2 separate regions of the Homo sapiens genome follow, and region 2 is linked to region 1. The links are chromatin loops, found by intact Hi-C in ENCODE. Cell type or tissue: heart left ventricle. All regions are shown on one strand. Each heading gives the region's core, and the rest is flanking DNA. Links, peaks and the distances in the headings are about the cores only.

What was found. A loop is a pair of places that touch in the nucleus more often than their neighbours do. Peaks named below come from ENCODE experiments on the same cell type or tissue, not always from the same donor. Only the 100,000 strongest peaks of a DNase experiment are listed, where the experiment ranks them.
Region 2: it touches region 1 in a loop (7-fold over the local background); 59 of 110 quality-filtered maps call a loop at or near these places.

The regions. Positions count from the first base shown.
Region 1 is chr11:76,675,254-76,685,980 of GRCh38, reverse strand. It overlaps the pseudogene GUCY2EP. Among named protein-coding and RNA genes, the nearest start is that of LRRC32, 9.9 kb to the right of the region's middle. In heart left ventricle, for the core only: CTCF peaks have their summits at 4,762 and 4,964 (motif pointing right); a DNase peak (open chromatin) is centred at 4,930.
Region 2 is chr11:76,592,035-76,602,761 of GRCh38, reverse strand. No RefSeq gene overlaps it. Among named protein-coding and RNA genes, the nearest start is that of LINC02757, 33 kb to the left of the region's middle. RefSeq lists a silencer at 4,074-4,153 and an enhancer at 4,784-5,435. In heart left ventricle, for the core only: a CTCF peak has its summit at 4,061; no DNase peak of the experiment used is centred there; H3K27ac peaks cover 784 bases.

The DNA of each region.
Region 1 (10,727 bases), core at 3,906-6,405:
CATTGAGAGGATTCAGAGCTTCTAACACAGGGCCTGGCCCATAGGAAATGCTCAAAGTGCGCTGCCTCCTTCCCTGCCTCTCCTCCCCAAACCAGCACGTTGCCTCCTTCCCTGCCTCTCCTCCCCAAGGCAGCCTAAACCTTCGGGTGTCTGTGAGCACTGTGTCAGGAGTCCAGGCCTTGGGACACAGGAACTCAGAAACTCAAGATGGAGGAGGGAAGGTGAGAATTCCTCAGTTTTCAGGAAACTGAGATGAGAGTTCTGTCTTACAGAAAAAAAAAAAAGAAAAAAAAAAAACCCAACAGCCAACTTATTAAATTGGCTTCCAACATCAAAGAGTGCTCACCAAATCCTCGCGGGTGATTTCAGAGCAGGCAAGATCAGGCACACGTGGAATTCATTTCCCCAACTGAGGGGAGAGGGGCGGGGCCAAGTGGGCAGGTTAAGCCCCAAACAAACTTATCCTTTCCTCAAAAGACCCCTTAGGAGCGGGGAGCTGGTACGAAAACTTTGAAGTGGTGGTTGTTGGGAAAATGTTCTGCCTGAGGGCTGCTGTGCCCACAGACGCCAGGGTGCCCCTGTGTGTGTGTGTGTGTGTGTGTGCGTGTGTGTGTAAGAGACAAGAGGTATGTAAGGATGTGATGGTGATTGTAGAATTGGCTTTGGGAGATGCCACTGCCTGTCCCTACTTGTGCAACTTTGGGCCTAACCTTTCTATGCCTCAGTTTCCTGAAATGCAAAACGGAGCCAGTTACTCTTACATCCCATATCATCATGAGAGTTAAATGAGAGGACTGTGGAAACACCACATCTGACCCTGCGAGCCTGCAGGAGTGTTGAACAGGGAGGATCTGCACGCGTGTATCTGTGGAATGTGCCCATGGCTTGTGTGTGATTGTGTCTGTGTGTGTGGGACAGCTGTGGGGTGGGGTGGGGGAAAGGGACAGAGATGTGGCCCTGGTTTCTCCACAGGCCCTCTGGGTGGCCCCCTTTAGGGCTATGGATTTTCTCTCAGGGCTCTAGTTTCTTCATCTGTAAAATGAGTACATGGTCTAGGTGACTCCTGAAGCCCCTCTGGGTGCATAGCTGTGTGTCTGCCGTGAGCATCCATGAGCATATGCATGGGTTTGTGCCCTGGCACCACAGCTGGGCAGGAGGAGACTGGAGCTCAACCAGGACTCCCCTTTCCTACTGTGGACTGAAGGCCTGTGTTCTCCGCCCACATTCCTATGTCGAAACCCCAGTCCCAATGTGATGGCTTAGGAGGTGGGACCTTTGAGAGGTGATCAGATTATAAGGCTGGAGCCCTCACAAATGGGATTAGTGCCCTTGTGAGAAGAGGCCAGTGAGCTAGCTCTTTCCACCAAGGGAGAGCACAGCAACAAGGGGCCATCTGCGAACCTGTAAGAGAGGCCTCACCAGTGCCAGGCCCTGACGGCACCTTGATCTGGGACTTCCAAGCTCCAAAACGGTGAGAAGCAAATATCTATTGTTGAAGCCCTCCAATCTGTGTTATTCAGTTACAGCAGCCCAAGCTGACTAAGACACCCGCCAGGAGCCAAGTGGCCCAGGCTGGTCTGTTGGCGCCTCTAGGCCTTCTGTTCCTCGCTGCACAGGAGGGTCCAGGCCCCTGCCCTAACTGCCTTATGAGGCTGCTGTTAGATCAAGGAGGCAGTGCGTGTGAACACACGCTCAGCTAAGAAGTGTGGTGCAGATGTGACTTGGGGGGTGGGGTGGGTGAACAGATCTGTGTGACCTTGTATATTTAAGTGGACACCAGAGCTGAAAGGGACCTTTGCAGGCAAGTGACAGTGAGCCTGTGCCTATGCCTGTGGACATGTGTGGGTTGTCATTGTGTCTGTGTCTGCATGTATGTGCTCATCTGTGGGCATCTGTGCATGTTGTCTGTGTATATGTGCATTTATGTGTCCGTGTGTTTCTGTGTACATGCATTTATGGCCTTGGTGTGTCTACATGTATGTGGCTTTACTGTGTATGTTATGTGTCTGAGCGTGTCTGAGCACCAAAATCTGGGGCAGTGGTACATCCCTTCCTGTCCCAAAATCTGGGGCAGTGACACATGTATCTGTGTGCATACCATGTGTATCCATATGTGTGATGTGTGTCCAAGTACCTGTTGTGTGCATGTGTGCTGTTTGTCAGGGTGTGTCTAGATTCAGCCATGGGTCTTCATGCTCTTGGGCCCTCTGGAAGGCTGTATGGTGGGAGCAGCTCTTGCCCCTCTGCTCACTCCCTCAACTGCCCTTGCTGAGAAGGGCTGAGTCAGCTCTGTTCTTAGAGGCTCCTAAGGACTCTAGGAGGAAACTCTGGCTCCAGAGCTGACATACTGCATGTAACTAGACTCCCTACATTGGTCTGTTTTCACACTGCTATAAAGATACTACCTGAGACTGGGTAATTCATAAACAAAAGAGGTTTAATTGATTCACAGTTCTGCATGGTTGCGGAGGCCTCAGGAAACTTACAATCATGGCAGAAGGCAAAGGGAAGCAAGGCAACTCTTATATGGTGTTGAGAGAGAGAGAGAGAGAGAGAGAGAGAAGGGGGAAGCGCCCGACACTTACAAAACAACCAGATCTCATGAGAACTCACTCACTACCATGAGACCAGCCTGGGGAAACCACCCCCATGATCCAATCACCTCCCACCAGATCCCTCCCTTGACACGTCATTCAGATTACAATTCGAGATGAGATTTGGGTGGGGACACAGCCAAACCATATTTCCCCCCCACAACACACACCAGGGTTCTCACCTCTCTCTAACCTTCCTCCATCAGCTAGGGACAAAGGAAGAAGGCCCATGCCCACCTGGATCCTGCATCATGCCCCAGTCCGGGGCTGGCCGTTTCCTCCTGGGAGGCTTTATGTCTCATTTATTTCCCCACTTACCTGCTACCTGCTGTGGGCCAGGTGTGTGCCAGGAGCTTCATGCATATTGTCTCAACCATGCCCACTCTCTAAAATGAGAGTTATTTGCTCACTTTACAGATGAGGAACTGGAGGCTTGGAGGATGAAGTGCCTTGTATGTGTCAGCCCATCTGTCTCCTGATCTGAGGTGGTGATGCAGGGCTACAAAAGCCCAGAAAAACAGCAATGGTCCCTGGAGGGTTCCCAGGGGAGGCAGCCTCAGTGAGCACACAACTTCCTCTTCTGCAGAACAGGGGTGAGGACAGCACCTTCCAGGTGAGTCTGAGGAAGCCCTCAGGAGGAGCCAGCACGGCATTCGCATGGGCTTCCATGCACATGCTCAGATGGGACCCCAGAGATGGAGCCCCAAGTCATGGCTTTCATGATGAGTCAATGCCAGCTGGTGCCAATGAAGGCCCCCTGCCTTCCCCCCAGCAGCCTGTGACCATTCACCTGTCCCTTGGAGTACATTCCCAGCAAGGGGACATTCTGGCATTTCTAGAGGTTGGGTTCTCACTATGGCAGATGGAGCTATGGGCTTCCAGAAGGTCCTTGCAGGGCTGGGTGATCTGGAATTGCTTGGTCCCTGGTTCTGCAGGTGGGCACACTTTGAGATGGACTCCTTAGAAAAGCCCAAATACTTTAGCCTGGCATTCAAGGCCCTACACATGCTGGCCCCACCTCATCTGCCCCCTACACAACCAACTGTTTGGCTATGACACACTCCTTACACTTCTGCAAACCCCTCATGATGCGGCATCTTTGCTCTTGTTATTTTCTCTACCTAGATGACTTGTCCCTTTTTCAACACCTGGTGAATGCCTCTACATCCTTCAAAGTCCACCTAAAATGCCACCTTCTCCTGAAACCCTTTCCCAGTCCTCCTCGGTATGGAATTAGTAGCTGCCATGCCTGATCCTCACTTGACAGGAGGGACCTTATCTAGTTCCTTCCTTTAGTCCAATGCCCAGGAAGAGGCATGTACGAGAAAGCTGAATTGATGAATGAACAAATTAAGGAACTAACTAGCCCAAAGGCATCGAATAAATAATCTCCCCTCCCGCAATGCCAGCTCCTGAGGTCGCCTTTTGGTTTCTCCTCTGCTGTTCTCTGCATCTGAGCTTGGTTGATCTGATGCTTAGCTGGGATCCCGGCACACCAGGCACAGGCAGCATGTCAGCTCATGGCTCCCCTCGCAGCCCTGCCTCTGCTCACCACTGCCCTTATGCTGCAGTGGATGCCCTCACCTCCAACCCCTGCACCGGCCTGGAGGCTCTTTCCCAGCTCCCTGTTTCCCACTCCTTCTGGCTAACTCCTTCCTCTCCAAATCTCTGTTCCTCTGCCACTGCCTCCAGGAATCCTTCCCTGACACACTCCCTTTCATCCCAACGTGCTGTGGGAGGGGGACCTCCTCTGGCCCCTCAGCCCTGGGCCACCCTGTCCATCACTGACTACACTCTAGGTATGGTCTTGTGTCAGCCTCTCCCTGCAGAAGGGGGCTTCTGGAGGGCAAAGGTGGATCTGAACCCTGTTTGTGTGACCCCAGGGTCTGGCCAGTAAAGTTCAGTGGGGAAGAAATATGACAGATCAGGGGAGGTGAAGGAGGCTACTGTGGTGGCAGGTGAGCCTCCCTTTAAGGAAATCCACGTGCATGACAATCAAGATTTGCTCAAAAGACAGAGTGGAGTCTACACTCTCATAGAATGGGAGGTGAAGTGACACAGAGAAGGAGGGAAAGGCCACACATGTACTGAGCACCTGCTGTGTGCACCGTCTCAGGACCCTGCATCTTCATTGAGTGGTGAGGACACGAGGCTCTGAGAGGAGACTGACAAACCAAATGGGCTGCTGCGTTCCCCGGGGCTGTGGGACACCCAAGCCCGGCTCCTTCTCAAGGGCTGGCCATGCCACCTCCCATGTAGGCTCTGACCTGGCCTTCCCTGCACAAGTCCCTCTTGCTGGAGGCCCCAGTCTCTCCATCAGGACCAGCGCAGGTTTCCGCGGCCTGAGAGACTCTTTGAGCAATCCACTAGGGGGCAGGCAAGTTGTTCCAGAGTGAACCAGGAGCCCCTCTGGCAACCCAGGAGACTCGTGGGCCCCTCCCCAGCCCGCAGGCTCCCGGGGCTCCGCTGCCCAGCAGGGAGAGGGAGGAGGGGGATACATGGAGTGATGGGGCACCCCACGGAGGAGTCCCACGTGGGAAACTTCCCTGAATGACTGAAGCACAAAGAGAGTTCTTCAACAACTCTCCATTTCTCACTGGCGCACTGGGGAGCTGGATGTGGTTTTTGGCTCTGTCAAGTGCAGAGTGTGGGCTCCAGGATATGGAACCTGGCCCCTGTGCATCGTGAAACAGCAGATCTCAGGGTCCTGTCCCCACCGGAAAGGCCTGGCCCAAGTTGGCGTGTGTCCAGGATGTGTCCAGCCTCCAGACACTAACATTTTCTATGACATAACGCATAGGCGATCATCGTATACCATTCTTGCCTGGATGCTGGCTCCTGTGGCCTATCACACTCTCTCCTGGGAGGCAGTTGTGACTGCCCCATCTACAGACAGGAGAAGCATCTCTGATCTGTGGACATTTCCCCGTGAGCCACAAATTACCCTGACTGCTCTGCCTGGTCTCCTGGTGCAGAAATGGGTGATGGCCCTCTCTTCCCTGTCCTTCTCATGACAGCTCTCCACCACCTCCACAATCAGTCATCAAGTCCTGTGCGGCCTGCCACGATGGTCTCCGACTTCGGTCCACAACAAGGGCACCAGGCTTCATGCTGCTCTCTTGCCTCTATTCCCACCCCTAATCTACCTGCAACGCAGACCTTGCGACGTCACTTTTCGACTTAGCAAGTGTGCACTACTGATGACCAAGGGCCTTTGCTGAGGAGCTCCTGCCAGCTGGCCCTGCCAGCTCTCTCCCCTGGCTGCCCAGCCCCTTTCTATCCCTATGCCCTGGCCCGTCTTGTCCTTCCAAATCCCTCTGACCCCCAGTTTCAACCTAGAGAGTTTTTATTCTAAAAAGTATTCCTTTTAGTAGTTATATTTACCCATTAAGGCCTGGAGCCAGTGGCCTGGAGATAACCTTCCCCATCACTATTGTGTCCGGGTACAAAATCCTTCCAGCTTGAGGAACATCACAATATCGTCTCAGCATATTTTCAGAATTGTTATTACAGACATGGGCTGGTGGGAGCTGGCCATGAGGGCAGTCTCTGTTCTTCCCATGTGTTCACCTTGAGCCCACACTCTTCACTTTGACAGAAACTAAAACCACATCCAACTCCCCAGTGCAACTATGAGAAATGGAGAGTTGGTGAAGAATTCCTGGGAGCCAGAGAAGACAACGCATCATGGCTCACCACGCAGCCAAACTTCATGAACTTTTTAAAGCCTCAGTTCTCCTTCCCGGAGTCCCTTCCCTGGCAGCTGCTTCACCTTTCTCCATCCTTTTCCCATCACCCCTCATCCCCAAATCTCCGTGTTGTCCCCAGCCCACCAGCACCCAGCCTCAGCTTCCTTATTCATTGGTGGTTACCCAAAGAACAACTACAAGACTGGTCCAAGGTCCAGGAACCCTTTAAAGGGGTGGCTCAGGTCTCCCCAGGCACTGACTCCAAGGCTTCCCCTGTGGGCAGCCCATGGGAGGGTCTTTATTTCACTAGAAAGAAGGAACTAATGTGGATGGAATATCTGCAATGTACCTCTCACTTCCATCATGCAAGGCAAAGATTATTCTCTATTTTCGATGCAGCTACTGAGACTCAGTCCAAGGTCACCCAGCAAGCCAGTGGCAGAACTGGACCTCAACTCCAAAGCCCCCACCACCTGCACCACCCTGGTGGCCTTATGGGCCCCAGCCAAATACTATATGGAAAAAGGTGACTCAGACAAGGTCACCAGCTGCAAGGTAGGGCCCAGCGAATGGAGCTGGAGTAGGGTGCAGAGGACGGGGCAGGTGAGGCCAGGTGAAGCCAAGGCCAGCAGCCAGGTCTCTGGATGTGGATGGAAGAGTTGAGGGGGCAGATGCCAGAGTGTGCTATGGGCCCAGGTCAAGGTCAGAACTTGCAGGGTAGGTGGGACACGGAAGAATGAAAAGGCGGAGAAACTAATGAACTCTGGCCACCCGCCTGGGGAAGCCCACTGGAGGGCTGTTTCTTCCCACAGCCACCATGCCCTCTCACTTGGCCTCTTGGACTTATGTAGCAGGGAAATGAAGAGCTTTTTGAACTGGAGGCTCGGCTTTTTTTTTCCTTTTAATGGCATGGAAACCCCACAAGGTAGTTTCTGCAGCCCTCACCTCTGGTAACTCTAAATCAGGTGAAAGAGGGAGAGATAGATGGGAAGGAAGAGAGAGAGGGGGAGGGAGAGGCAGGAGAAAGAGAGAGGGAGAGGGACTTTGATAGAGCTAACTGGGCACAGCTAGGGAGAGCAAGAAAGGGGAGAGGAGATGGTGGAGGATGTATGTGGGTTCGTGATATAGAACCTGGCCCCAATGTGTGGTGAAAGAGACAGGAAAACGGGAAGTGTGACGTGGACTCAGACGCCCTGGGCCATCAAAGGCTTTTAAGCAGGAGGGTGACCTGGTCAAACCTGTGTTTTGGAGAGACTCCATCTTGCTGCCATGTGGGGCCTGAGTGGATGAGCGGGAAAAGAGATCCTGGGCCAGGAAGCAGCCCTGGGGAAAGGGCCAGGGGAGAAAACGCCAGGCCGAAGAGGGAGTGAGAGCCGGGAGCTTCCACCTTTAGAAATCAGGTGGAGGAGGAAGAGAAGGGCCCGCAGCAGGATCCTGAAGGAGATGCAAGAGAGGAGAGAGGAGGGCCAGGAGGGGGTGTTCCAAGGTGCCACGGGAAGAAGGCCATTAAAGGAGGAGGGGAAGCTGTGAAGAACATAGCCAAGGGACGTGGACACTGTCCCTCGGTCCGGCCACAGCAGTTCTGCCATGGATGTGCTTGCTGGAATGAGGGGCTGGAGACAGGTGGAGAGTGGAGGCAATGGAGGCAGCAAGAGTGGCTTTCTTGCAGGTAGCTCCCTTGTGGGTCTGGCTAGGAGGAGATGAGAGGAGGGGGCCACAGCTGAAGGGAACCTGGAAGACCCAGAAGGGGCTTGTGAAACAGGGGCGTGTACAAGAGGGCTTGCCCAGAATGTTCCCCAGGAGGCAGGTGCTGCCTCTGCCAGCAGGAAGCACAGCCCATCCACCAGGAGGCCAGGTGGTCACTGATGCCAGCAGAGGCAAGTTTGGTTTTGGGAGTCAGGTTCAGGCCTCAAATCCGGGTCTCCTGACCCCAGCACCACAGGAGAGAAAAACCAGCAAGCAGGCTGAAGTCACACAGCCTAGAAGAGGTCAGGGAGTGGCAGCCCTGAGGCCACATAACCCCTTTTTAAGCTTCCAGACCTTCAGAGGGATTGGCTTGGGGACAAGGCCTGGCATCCATCCCTCAGGAGACAGGATGCAGTACTCTGCATTCTGAAGCCCCAGCCCAGCTCCCAGGGCCTGAAGCTCACAGCATCCCAGCTGGATTAATTATGAGATTCCTGGGAGGCCAAAGGAGTCTGTCTGACTAATTTAGCCCAAACTATGTCCTTTCCCCTCCTTTCCTTTTTCACTTCAGGAAACCAGCCCTAGTGGAAGCCACTTGACTTATGTGTGGTCTGCTTCTGAGAAAAATCAGAGTCACAAGCCACGCGAGATGACAGCCTAGTTCCCATGACCATGTGCACCTGTGCCTGTGTGTACAGGCATGCTCACGTGTGTGCGTGTGTGCACGTCCATGCACACAGACGAGAGGCTTATCTGTGCTCTCTGCTGTGTGTGCACTGGGTTTGGGGAGCCTTGGTATTTTAAGTCTTTATTGTACATACTGGATGTGAGCTGTGTTTGTGTGCAATGTGTCTGGTATGTTTGTGAGTGTGGTGTTCGTGTAGGATGTATGGATATAGTGTGTGTACACGGTGTATGCTCAATGTACATGTTTGTGTTGTGTTTTGCACATGTGTTTAATTGAGAGTTGGATTTGTGCAGGATGTATGTAACCATGTGTGGTGACTGTGTGACTTTTGAGGGCGTCTCTGAAATGTCTGAATGTTTGTGAATCGTGTGTGTGCCTACGTGAAATTCGTGTATGAGGTCGATGCATGCTTGTTGCTTTCGTGAGTCGTGGCCCTGTGCATCTCATGTTGCCTCTGAGGGTGCATATGAAGGATGTGTGTGTGGCTGTGGCTGGGCTGTTGTTGCAGGTGCACTATGTCTGTGGGGCGAGTGCATGTGGCTCTCATCAGCAGGTGGAAAAATGTCATAGGGGAAGGGGGTGAAAATCCAATGTAGCAGAGAGGGCAGCCCCCTCTTGCCTCCTCCTTGCCCCTGTAGAGCCTCAGCTTCCCCTCAATGGATAATACTTGAAGGACTCTAGGAAGATCCTATGGTCATGAGGAAGCTGGCAACATGACTAGGACAAGATGGGGGCTCTGTGACCTGTGCCTAAGAAGACCCTGTCCCAGTGACAACTGGGTGTGCCCAGGCCTTCGCCCCCTCACTTGCCCCTTGAGGGCTTCCACCTGCCCCCCTGAGGAACGCTGTACCCTCATGCTGCCTACCCATACTGTCCCTGAGGGGCAGCCACAGCTACATTCTAGGCAGGTTTCCTCCCTACATCCCCTGACCACAGCCAGGGAAAGCTTGAAAACCACTTCTCTCTCCCTGAAACAAACCAGCACAAAGACCATAGCTGCTGCCAAAACCCTCAAATGCTGACCGGGGCAGGGAGCACCGCAAGCTGTGCCATTGACTGGTGAGGAACAGCTTAATACAAACGCACTCACCCTTCAAACTGCCCTAGTGGTCCATTGTCCATGGCTGCCCTCACTCTACTGGGTTCAGAGGTGAGGCCACCAGCCCAAAGTTACACAGCAGTGAGTGGCGCAGCGAGGATGGGAATGCGGGTGGGTCTCTCTCCTAAACCCAGGTTGCTTCTCTTCCTCCGTTCTGCCCTTCTCAGTCCCCTCCTCACCCCACCTAAGATGGGAGGGGGAACACAACTACACACAGAATGTTTAGATAATTTGCTCTTTGGGCTCATTAATGCTCCTTCAAGTGACGAAATGATCGAGTATTCAGTGGGTAGGCGCTGGAGCCCCACTGCCTGGACTCACCTGTACTGGCTGTGCAAGCTTAAGTTAATTACTCATCCTTGCTGCATTTCCTCATGTGTCATCTGCAAAATGGAGCTGCTGCTAATAATAATAATAATAATAATAATATCTACCTTCTTGGGTGTAGTTAAGGATTGAATGGCTTGCAATATGACAGCTGCATTAGAAAGCTGCCTGGCCCAGCCTATACCCTTCCCGACTTGAAATTACTCACAGTAAGAAAGATTAATAATCCTGTTAACCATAACCTTTACATTTCATTCCTTCATTTCTGCGATGCAGTGAGGGAGGGGCTGGCGTTATCTCCACTTCATAGGTGAAAGCTGGGCAACTATGACAGCAGGGGCCAGGGCCTGCCCCGAGCCCCACCGCAGAGCCTGCCTGCCCCTCATCATCACGGTACTTCCCTGGAGCAGTGCGTCTCAAAGGGTGGTCTGAGGACTGGCAGCATCAGCGCCACTGAGGGTTTGCTGGAGGTGCAGATTCCGGGCCCCACCTCTGACCTACTGAACCAGACTCTCTGGGATGGGGCCTGGCAATCTATTTAGCCAGTCCTCAGGGATTCTGATGCTTGCCAAAGCTTGAGAAGAACTGGGCTAGACCTCTGAAGAGGTTGCTGTGTGAACCCAGGAGCACCCCACGTGAGGCCT
Region 2 (10,727 bases), core at 3,079-5,578, 82 kb after region 1:
GTAAATCCCACACCTAGGGCGAGGTCAGCCTCAGCCAGACCTTCACCCAGGCCAGGGAAAGTCTAGTGACGGCCAGTCCGAGTGAAGTCACTGATGGGATCCATGTGTTCAGGCCTTGTCTCTGCCACCACCTCCCCTCCCCACAGCCTTTCCCACCCAGCCCCAGGAGGCCCAGGAGGGGAGGAAGGAAGAGGGCTGCGCTGTGTCAGTGCAGGCACTGTGCCCAGAAGTGATAAGCACTGGGGCCAAGGTTGCAGGAGAGAAAGTGGTCCCCGCCCTGGCTGCCCGACATCTGCTGGCAGGGGCAGAGGCTCTGGAAAGATCAAGCCTCAGGATAGATTGGTACCAGCTGGATGCCGCTGGAGGCTTCGCTCACCTCCGTGGTCTCAGGTGAGCCCAGACCCTGCCTCAGAAGGAGCCAGACTCTGGTCGCAAAGTGAGTTTTGTCACTAGCACTCTGACAGCAGCTCCATGCACCTTCTGTGATGGTCAGTTTTAAGTAAGTGAGTTTTGTCACTAGCACTCTGACAGCAGCTCCATACACCTTCTGTGATGGTCAGTTTTAAGTAAGTGAGTTTTGTCACTAGCACTCTGACAGCAGCTCCATACACCTTCTGTGATGATCAGTTTTAAGTAAGTGAGTTTTGTCACTAGCACTCTGACAGCAGCTCCATATACCTTCTGTGATGGTCAGTTTTAAGTGTCAACTTGGCTAGGCTGCAGTCCTCATCATTCAAACACTGATCTGGGTGTTGCTGTGGAGGTTTTTAGTAGAAGTAAAGTCCAAATCAACTGACTTTAAGTAAGGAGATTATCCCACACAATCTGGGCGGGCTTGATTCAATCAAGTGAAGGCCTTTAAGAGCAGAGCAGAGGCCTGAAGAAGGAGAGATTCCACCTGTGGACAGCAACTTTGGCTTAGGATTCTAGCCTGCCCTTCCTGACAGCCTGCGTTATGAATTTTGGACCAGCCTAGCCCACAACTATATAAGCCAATTCCTAGCAGCGCATCTCTTAATGTGTACCTCTTACTGGTTCTGTTTCTCTGCTAGAGCCCTCACCTTCCGTCCTAATCTCTTTTGGCTGCAGAAAATACTGGACAATTTGTAAACAATGAAAATATATTGCTCATGGTTCTGGAGTCTGGGAAGTCCAAGCTGGAGGTGCCAACAGATCCAGTCAGCGTCTCACGACAGCCCATGCTTCATAGCTGCTGCCTTGTCACTGCATCTCACATGGCGGGAGAGACAAACAAGCTCCCTCAGGCCTCTCTTGTCAGGACACTGATCCCATTCACAAGGGCTCTACTCGCAAGACCTGGTCACAGGCTAGGTGCAGTGGCTCACGCCTGTAATCCCAACACTTTAGGAGGCCGAGACGGGTGAATCACTTGAGGTCAGGAGTTTGAGACCAGCCTGGCCAACATGGTGAAACCCATCTCTACTAAAAATACAAAAGTAGCAGGGCATGGTGGTGCACACCTGTAATCCCAGCTACTCGGGAGGCTGAGGTGGGAGAATCACTTGAACCTGGGAAGCAGAGGTTGAAGTGAGCCAAGATCGTGCCACTGCACTCCAGCCTGGGCAACAGAGCAAAACTCCATCTCAAAAAAAAAAAAAAAAAAAAAAAAGACCTCGTCACTTCCCAGGTACCCCAGCCCTTAATTCCAACACACTGAGGATTAAGTTTCAACATATGAATTTTGGGGGTCACAAACACTCAGACCACAGCACCTTCCACGGTGGGAAGTGTGTGCACGCACCATGTTTTAATTAATATTCTTTCCCAAGCACCTTTCCATGTAGCAACAGAGTCTTCATTTTTGGCTGCAGAATATTCTGTCTTTTTGATGCACCGTAGTTTACTAAGCCAATCCCCTCTTACTGGATATTTAGGTTATTTCTAAATTTTTTATATATATATATATATATATATATATACACACACACACACACACACACACACAATAGAAATACATTAATATATAAATATAATATATTAATATTAATTTAATATAATATTTAGTGTTAATATTAATATCTTATATTTCTATATCAATATAATATAGAAATATATCATTATAATAATATATTTCTACTGTTAAATGTATTATAAACAATAGAAATTATATCAGTATTAACTGTGATGAATGTCATTGTGTTATTTGAATGCTTTTCTTCAGAGGCGGGAGTGGGGCTGAGCCAACTCTGTGGATAATCTGCCCATGCCAGCCCCGCTCCCAGCCTCAAGCGCCTGTTTCCCTTCTCTCCTCTCCGTCTGTCTACCCAAGGGCTTCTTCCAGCACCAAAGGACCTTGTTCAGCCTGTGCAGGGATGTGCCAGAGACCCAACACCCTCACGGGCAATCCTCAATCTCAGGGAATGAAAAGTGGACAAACACCCCAACGTCCAGCTCTTGAGTTTGAGATTCTGATGATGTGTGTTCTATACTCCAGCTCCTAGGGTGCCCAGCAGGATGGAGCCCAGGTGCCCACAGTGGTAACCCGCTCATCGAAGCCACCTTCCTGGGTTTTCTCCCTCCCTTTCCCACTTCTCCGTTTCTCACTGTTGCCTGGCATCACCTCCCGAATGAACTACCTGCACCCAAGCCCTTGGGTCAAGGTTGGCTTTGCAGGGATGAGATTTAGGACAGGAGTTGTGGATACTTTCTTTCAAAGGCTCAAAACCACCTGCAGGAAAGGGACTATATTAGCTCAAACTTCTTCTCAAACCATTTTGTGTTTATTTCCTCCAGAAACTCCTCTCAAACTTCACAATACAGGATGGCAGAGAGAACACAGGCCTTGGATACAGGTAGCCCCCAAATCAATCCCCAGCACTAGCCTTGGGGAAGTCGCTTCACTTTTAAGAGCCTCACTTTCCTCATCTGAAAATGGGCCAGCCGGGCTATCTGTTGGGCTACATAGAGCCTGAGGCCTGAAAGGGAGCTACCATCCCCCTGCCTCCTTCCTGCCTCACTTGCTCCCCACCCTTCCCTGGCCCACCACCTTGGCACCTGCCTCCTCTCTGTGGCTGGCCTAGTGAGCCTGAGGTCAAAGGCCACATCCCTAACTCTTTCAGGTCCTTTAACAACTGCTGTTTACTACAAACCAAGAGCTGTGCAGAGCGCCATGCCTCGATGACATCCCTACAGCTCTATGAGGTGGGCGCGGTGATTACGCCCATTTCATAAGTGAGGAAGTTGAGGTGCAGACAGGAGGGGCTTACCCCAGCCACACGGTGAGCACGAGGCAGCGCCCGGACTCACCTCCAGGTCTCTCTGACTCCTGAAGCCATGCTCCTCAGGACCACAGAGGCTGCCTCCTGCCCGCAGAACCCTCTCCAGAGGAGAGGGGATTCCTTGCGGGTGACTCAGGGCCTGGGGCAAGGAAGCCACATCCCTGGGGTCTGCTGGGAAGGAGAAAGTGACGCCAGGGTAATTCCCATACAGCTATGAGGTTCTTAGCAGCTGGGGGAGGGGGCCGCAGGCTTTGTTGGCTACCCTCATGGTGGGGGCAGCAGGGAGGGTCCCTTAGCTGAGTCTAAGCTTCCTGGGAGGCTATGGGATGTGCGGGAAAGGGTGGGGAGCGGGTGAGGCCACAGCGAGTGTGTTCTGCAGCCTGGGGCCACCAGGGGAGCAGACATTCTTCAGCAGCTGCTGGAAATCCCAGGGGCTGCTTTTCCTGGGAGCCACCAGGAAGATGCCCTGGAAGTGGCCTTTCCAAGGTTCTGGAGCAGGGCCATCCAATAAAACAGAATGTGAGACTCGGATGTAATGACATTTCTCCAGTAGCTACATTAAGAAAGTAAAAAGAAACAAGTGAACTTAATTTTAATAATATATTTAACTTAATATATCAAAATATTATCCTTTCAACATGTAATCAGTATTAAAAATTATGAATGTTGTATTTCATTTTTTTTTTTTTGTATTGTTGAAACCTGGTGTGTCTTTTCCACCCACAGCACAGCTCGTTTCAGACCAGCCACATTTCAGATGCCCAGTAGCCGCGTGCGGCTGGTGGCTACTAAGCTGGAGCGCACAGTTAGAGAGACCTCTAGGGGTGACTTGAGGATGCTGAAGGAGCCAAGGGGCAAACCTCAGTGAGTGGTGCCAGGACCCAGAGGTCACAAGAGGGTCCTGGGACCAAGTGTCATGTATCATTTAGTCTTCTCAACACCACCCAAGGCAGCATGATCACCCCTGTTAGGTAGATGAGGGAGTCAACTCAGAGGAGCCGGGTGGCTGGCACAAAGTCTCCTAGCAGGATGGGAGCTAGTCACCCCCCAGCACTGAGATGATGCTGCAGCCCACCCTACCCCAGGGGCACAGAGGAGCAAAGGAAGGCCCCCCACCCCAGGACTGCTGACCTCACACGTCTTCCCAGCCCCAGGCTTGCCCAGTGAGGGTTGGCACATTTAGGGGAGTCCCTCAGCCACCTTTCTTCATGCAGGAGTCAGGGAGGAAGTGGGCAGGCAGGCAGGTGGGTAGCAGCAGCCTCTTTCTCCTTCATCTTGCCCTGTCACAGACTGGTGTGGGTGGTGCCAGGTGAGCCCACCTAGAACGTGGCTTTTCCCCCTCCCCATTCCCATGGACACACGCATGTGCATGGGTCACAGGTGCTGCCTCTGGCTGGTCCACATTAACCCACACAGCTTCCCACCCTGGCTGCCCCTCACCCCAGCTGGTCCACGTGTCCACACCACCCAGAGCAGCACCGTTCACATCCACTGACTCAGCCAAGATTTCCTGAGGGTCAGCCTGGCAGGAATTTTGCCCATTCTACAGATGAGGACACGAAGGTCCAGAAAGGGGTGGGACTGGGTTCCCTGACTGCTGCTGGGCCTTGGTCCATGGCATCCACTGGCTCTCACTGGTCAAGGCAAGGAAGGCCCCTGGGAGGGGCACAGCATTTGGTGGGTACAGAGGAGGAGGTGGGTTTGCAGGGCTCAGGGCCTGACCATGGGCTCTGAAGGCAGAGGACAGAGTCTGTACAGGGGATTAGACATGGCCACTGGGTCCAGTTATGGAAACAGCCGTCCCCGCTCCCCTGCCACTGGGGTGCTCTGCCCGACCGGAGGGGGAACCAAGCTTGCGTCTCCCGCACTCATGAAGGGAGCACCTCTAGTTCCCAGGGCCAGATGGAGTGAGGGCAAGAGTTGGGGAGGTCTAATTTGCATCCAGGTTTCTGGTTTGAATACTAAGCAGATGGATGGTGGTGGCATTTGCTGGGATGTGTTGTGGGGAGCACATGGGGGAGGCTGAGTTGGGGTTGGGCAGTTTAAGTCCTGGGGGAGATACTGGGTAGAGAGCCTGGGCAGGGAGGGCCTGGGAGGCCTCCATGGAGTGGGCTACAGTGTGGGAAGGGGCAGTGACCAGGAGGGTGCCTTCCCAGTGAGCCTTCCCAAACCGCCCTGTTTAAAAGTCCACCATTCCACACTCCCTATCCCCCTCTGTGCCTCAGTTTCCCTGTGGAACGTATACCATGGAACATACTATTAACCTGTCACTCACCTTCCTTATTGTTTGTTCCCCACGTGGAGGAATGGTGTCTGTTGTTTGCTTGCTTGCTTGTTTGTTTGTTTGTTTGTTTCTCTGCTGGGCCCTGTGCTTGGAGCATTGCCTGCCTCAAAGGTGCATAAATGATGAATGCCTGAAGAGCTGAGGGCTCTGGATGGAGGATGGAATGGGGAGGTGGAGGTGGGGATCGGCATTTAAGAGGTGGCTGAGCAACAAGTTCCAGCCAGCGAGGCCACCGTGCTCACGGGAGTGACTTCCCAACCCTGGCTGTACTCATCAGTAAAAAGGAGATGGATCCATTTGCCAGGGCTGCCATAGCACAGTGCCACACACTGGGCAGAAACGACAGGGAGGTGTCCTCTCAGAGTTCTGGAGGCTGCAGCCCAAGGTCCAGATGTCACCAGGGGCTTCCTCCCGAGAGCTGAGAGGAAGCGCCCATCCTGCGCCTCTCCCTGCCTCCTGGTGCTCGCTGGCAGTCCTCCGCGTCCTGTGGCCTGTGAGAGCATCACTCCAGTCTCTGCCTCCGTTTTCACACAGGGTTCTCCCTGTGTGTCTGTCTCCAAATTTCCCCTTCCTACAAGGACAGTTTTATTGGACAAAGGCCTACTCTGATGACCTCATTTTACCTGGATGACCTCTGTAAAGATCCCATCTCCGAAAAGGTCACATTCTGAGGCTCTGGGGGTCAGGATTTCAACGTTTGAATTTTTGTGGATGTGATTCAACCCATGACATGAGATAATATAAAACCTGTTGGGGTGCAGGGAGGGTGGAGGATCAGTGCAAATTACTGTGCAGGCCAGGCCCTGCTGCCATGACCATTAGGACTGCATTATGGTCCACTGAGGTGGACCTGGCTGCACAAATAATCCGATAACGGCCGGGCACAGCAGCTCATGCCTGTAATCCCAGCACTTTGGGAGGCCGAGGCAGGCAGATCACCTGAGGTGGCGAGTTCGAGACCAACCTGACCAACATGGAGAAACCCTGTCTCTACTAAAACACAAAAAATTAGCCGGGCATGGTGGCGCATGCCTGTAATCCCAGCTACTCGGGAGGCTGAGACAGGAGAATCGCTGGAACCCGGGAGGCAGAGGTTGCGATAAGCTGAGATCACGCCACTGCACTCCAGCCTGGGCAACAAGAGCAAAACCCTGTCTCAAAAAAATAAAAATAAAAAATAGGAATCCAGTAACAAGTCTTCATAAAATACCAGTGCCTGGGCCCCATCCTGAGAGACTCTGGTTTAATTGGTCTGGGGTGAGACCCTGACATTGGGATTTTTTTTTCCAACTTTTATTTTCAGTTCAGGGGCACATGTGCAGGATGTGCAGGTTTGTTACATAGGTAAACGTGTGTCACGATGATTTGCTGTACAGATCATCTCATCACCTAAGTATTAAGCTAGCATCCATTAGTTATTCTTCCTGAAGCTGTCCCTTCTCCCATCCTCCAGCCTCCGACAGGCCCCAGTGTGTGTCCATGTGTTCTCATCATTTAACTCCCACTTATAAATGAGAACATGCAGTGTTTGGTTTTCTGTTTCTGCATTAGTTTGCTGAGAATGATAGCTTCCAGTGCCATCCATGCCCCTGCAAAAGACATGTTCTCATTCCTTTTTATGGCTACATAGTATTCCATGGTGTATATGTACCATATTTTCTTTATTCAGTCTATTATTGATGGCATTTAGGTTGATTCCATGTCTTTACTGTTGTGAATAGTGCTGCAATGAACATATGTGTTAATGTACCTTTATAATAGAATGATTCATATTCCTTTGCGTATATACGCAGTAATGGGACTGCTGCGTCAAGTGGTATTTCTGCTTCTAGGTCTTTGAGGAATGGCCACACTGTCTTCTGCAATGGTTGAACTAACTTACATTCCCACCAACAGTGTAAATGTGTTCCTTTATCTCCACAACCTCGCCAGTATCTGTTGTTTTTTGACTTTTTAATTAGCCATTCTGACTGCTGTGAGATGGTATCTCATTGTGGTTTTGATTTGCATTTCTCTGATGATCAGTGATGTTGAGATTTTTTTCATATGTTTGTTGGCTACATGTATGTCTTCTTTTGAGAAGTGTCTGTTCATGTCCTTTCCCCACTTTTTAATGGGGTTGTTTTTTTCTTGTAAATTTAAGTTTTTTATAGATGCTGGATATTGACCTTTGTCAGATGGACAGATTGCAAAAATTTTCTCCCATTCTGTGGGTTGTCTGTTTACTCTGATAACAGTTTCTTTTGCTGTGCAAAAACTCTTTAGTTTAGTTAGATTCCATTTGTCAATTTTTGCTGTTGTTGCAATTGCTTTTGGTGTCTTCATCATGAGGTCTTTTCCCGTGCCTATGTCCTGAATGATATTGCCTAGGTTTTCTTCTAGAGTTTTTATAGTTTTGGGGTTCACATTTAAGTCTTTTATCCATCTTGGTTTGATTTTTATATATGATGTAAGGAAGAGATCCAGTTTTAATTTTCTGCATATGTCTAGCCAGTTCTCCCAGCACCATTTATTAAATAGAGAATCATTTCCTCATTGCTTGTTTTTGTCAGGTTTGTTGAAGATCAGGTGGTTGTAGGTTTGCAGTCTTATTTCTGGGTTCTATATTCTGTTCCACTGGTCTGTGTGTCTGTTCTTGTACCAGTACCATGCTGTTTTGGCTACTGTAGCCTTGTAGTATAGTTTGAAGTTAGGTAGCGTGATGCCTCCATCTTTGTTCTTTTTGCTTAGAATTGTCTTGACTATTCAGTCTCTTTTTTGTTTCCATATGAATTTTAAAATAGTTTTTTCTAGTTCTGTGAAGAATGTCAGTGGTAGTTTAATGGGAGTAGCACTGAATCTATAAATTGCTTTGGGCAGTATGGCCATTTTCATGATATTGATTCTTCCTATCCATGAGCATGGAATGTTTTTTCATTTTTTTGTTTTTGTTTTTGTCATCTTTTCTTTCTTTCTTTCTTTTCTTCTTCTTTTTTTTTTTTTTTTTTTTTTTTGAGAGAGTCTTGCTCTGTTGCCCAGGCTGGAGTGCAATGGCACGATCTTGGCTCACTGCAACCTCTGCCTCCCGGGTTCGAGAGATTCTCCTGCCTCAGCCTCCCAAGTAGCTGGGATTACAGGCACCCACCACCATGCCTGGCTAATTTTTGTATTTTTAGTAGAGATGGGTTTCACCATGTTGGCCAGACTGGTCTCGAACTCCTGACCTCAAATTATCCACCCACCTCAGCCTCCCAAAGTGCTAGGATTACAGGTGTGAGCCACTGTGCCCGACCACCATCTCTGATTTCTTTGAGCAGTGGTTTGTAGTTCTCCTTGAAGAGTTCTTTCACTTCCCTTGTTAGCTGTATTCCTAGGTATTTTATTCTGTCTGTGGCAATTGTGAATGGGAGTTCCTTCGTGATTTGGCTCTTGGCTTGCCTGTTTTTGGTGGATAGGGATGCTTGTGATTTTTGCAAATTAATTTTGTATCCTGAGACTTTGCTGAAGTTGCTTATCAGCTTAAGAAGCTTTGGGGCTGAGATGATGGGTTTTTCTAGATATAGGATCATATCGTCTGCAGACAAAGATAGCTTGACTTCCTCTCTTCCTATTTGAATACCTTTATTTCTTTCTCTTGCCTGATTGCCCTGGCACATTGTCTTGTGTTGGTTTTCAAGGGGAATGCTTCCAGCTTTTGCCCATTCAGTATGATATTGGCTGTGACTCGTCATAGATGGCTCTTATTAGTTTGAGGTATGTTCCTTCAATACCTAGTTTATTGAGAGTTTTTACCATGAAGTGATGTTAAATTTTATCAAAGGCCTTTCCTGCATCTATTGAGATAATCATGTGGTCTTTGTCTGTAGTTCTGTTTGGCACTGGGATATTTTTTATAAGCTTCCAAGTGGATCTGCTGTGCAGGGAGGGCTGGGAGCTGCATGCTAAGTCTGTGGACACATGGGCTCTGCTGCCTCATCAGCAACCCCACACTTGGCTGGCACAGTTGCCACAAGTATGCCCCAGATCCAAGCTGCTGAGGGCGGGGTCAGGTGGGGGCAAACAATACAACAAAGAGGCTTTGTCCCCAGTGCCACACCCAAGGTAAAGAGGTGCCTGTGGACCTGGGCTGTACCTGAGAGAGGAGGGTCATTCCCAGGTGGTGGCTGTGGGAGACGTGGGGATTACCAAACCACCACTTTCCCAGGGACTGCCTGATGGCTTGCAACAGAGAAGACGATGGAGATTTCCAGCCCTGTGGCTTTAAGGTAAAATCTGGAAGAGGTCAGAGCTGTGGAGCTGCAGTTTCCACATCTGTAAATGAGAACTGTAGATATAACAACTAAATCCTTTGTGTGTCCATGTGTCTGTGTGCATGCAGTGGTGGTGGTGTGAGAAGAAACATCAGGGTTGGCCAAAATGGTTCTTTATTTCAGTTTCCATCCTACCTTCCCTCCATGAGATGGAGCCAATGTCTCTGTCCAACACCTCCGCAGCCCCTGTTGGGTGCAGGGCTGGGGCCACACTGTGAACCACACACAGAGCAGGCCACCTGCAGCTCCACACCTGTCGTCTGCCCCCTAGACAAAGGATCTGGAGGGAGGGGCCTGAGCCTTATGCTCTGTGTCCGGGACCTAAGGTTTATGTTCAACCAACAGTAGGTCCCTTCTGAGAACCACAGCTGAAGTGGAGATAAGCATCTGTAAGGCTTCTCAAGAAGTCCCTCGCAGAACGGAGCAGCTCGCTTTTGTGTGATGTATGCAACACTGGGCCCGAAACGTGCTTTGTTCCAACAGATGCTAGGAAGGGTGTGGCTGACAGATGGAAGGACCCACAAATGCAGCATTTCCCAGTGGGGTCCACAGATTCAGCCTCGTGGGGTGCTCGTGATCAGAGTGCAGATTACTGAGCTACGGAGCTAAGTTCTTCACCTGCACCACCTCATCTGCCCTTGCAGTTGCCGTTCTTCATCCCTGTTTTGCAAACAGAGCTGGAGAGTTGAGCACCTGCCGCAGCATGTCCACACCCCAGGCCGTGCCCACTCCGCCCCTCTGCGGAGTAGATGTCACCAGGCTTCATCTCTCCCCTGCAGGCCCAGCACTGAGCCATCCTGTCTATACCTGGCTCTGACCTCCCACCAGATGGGGAGAGGGAGGCACCAGGCCTGATGCATCTCTGTGGCCCCCAAACCTGGCCCAAGACAAGGCCTGGCACAGACAAGGGCCCAT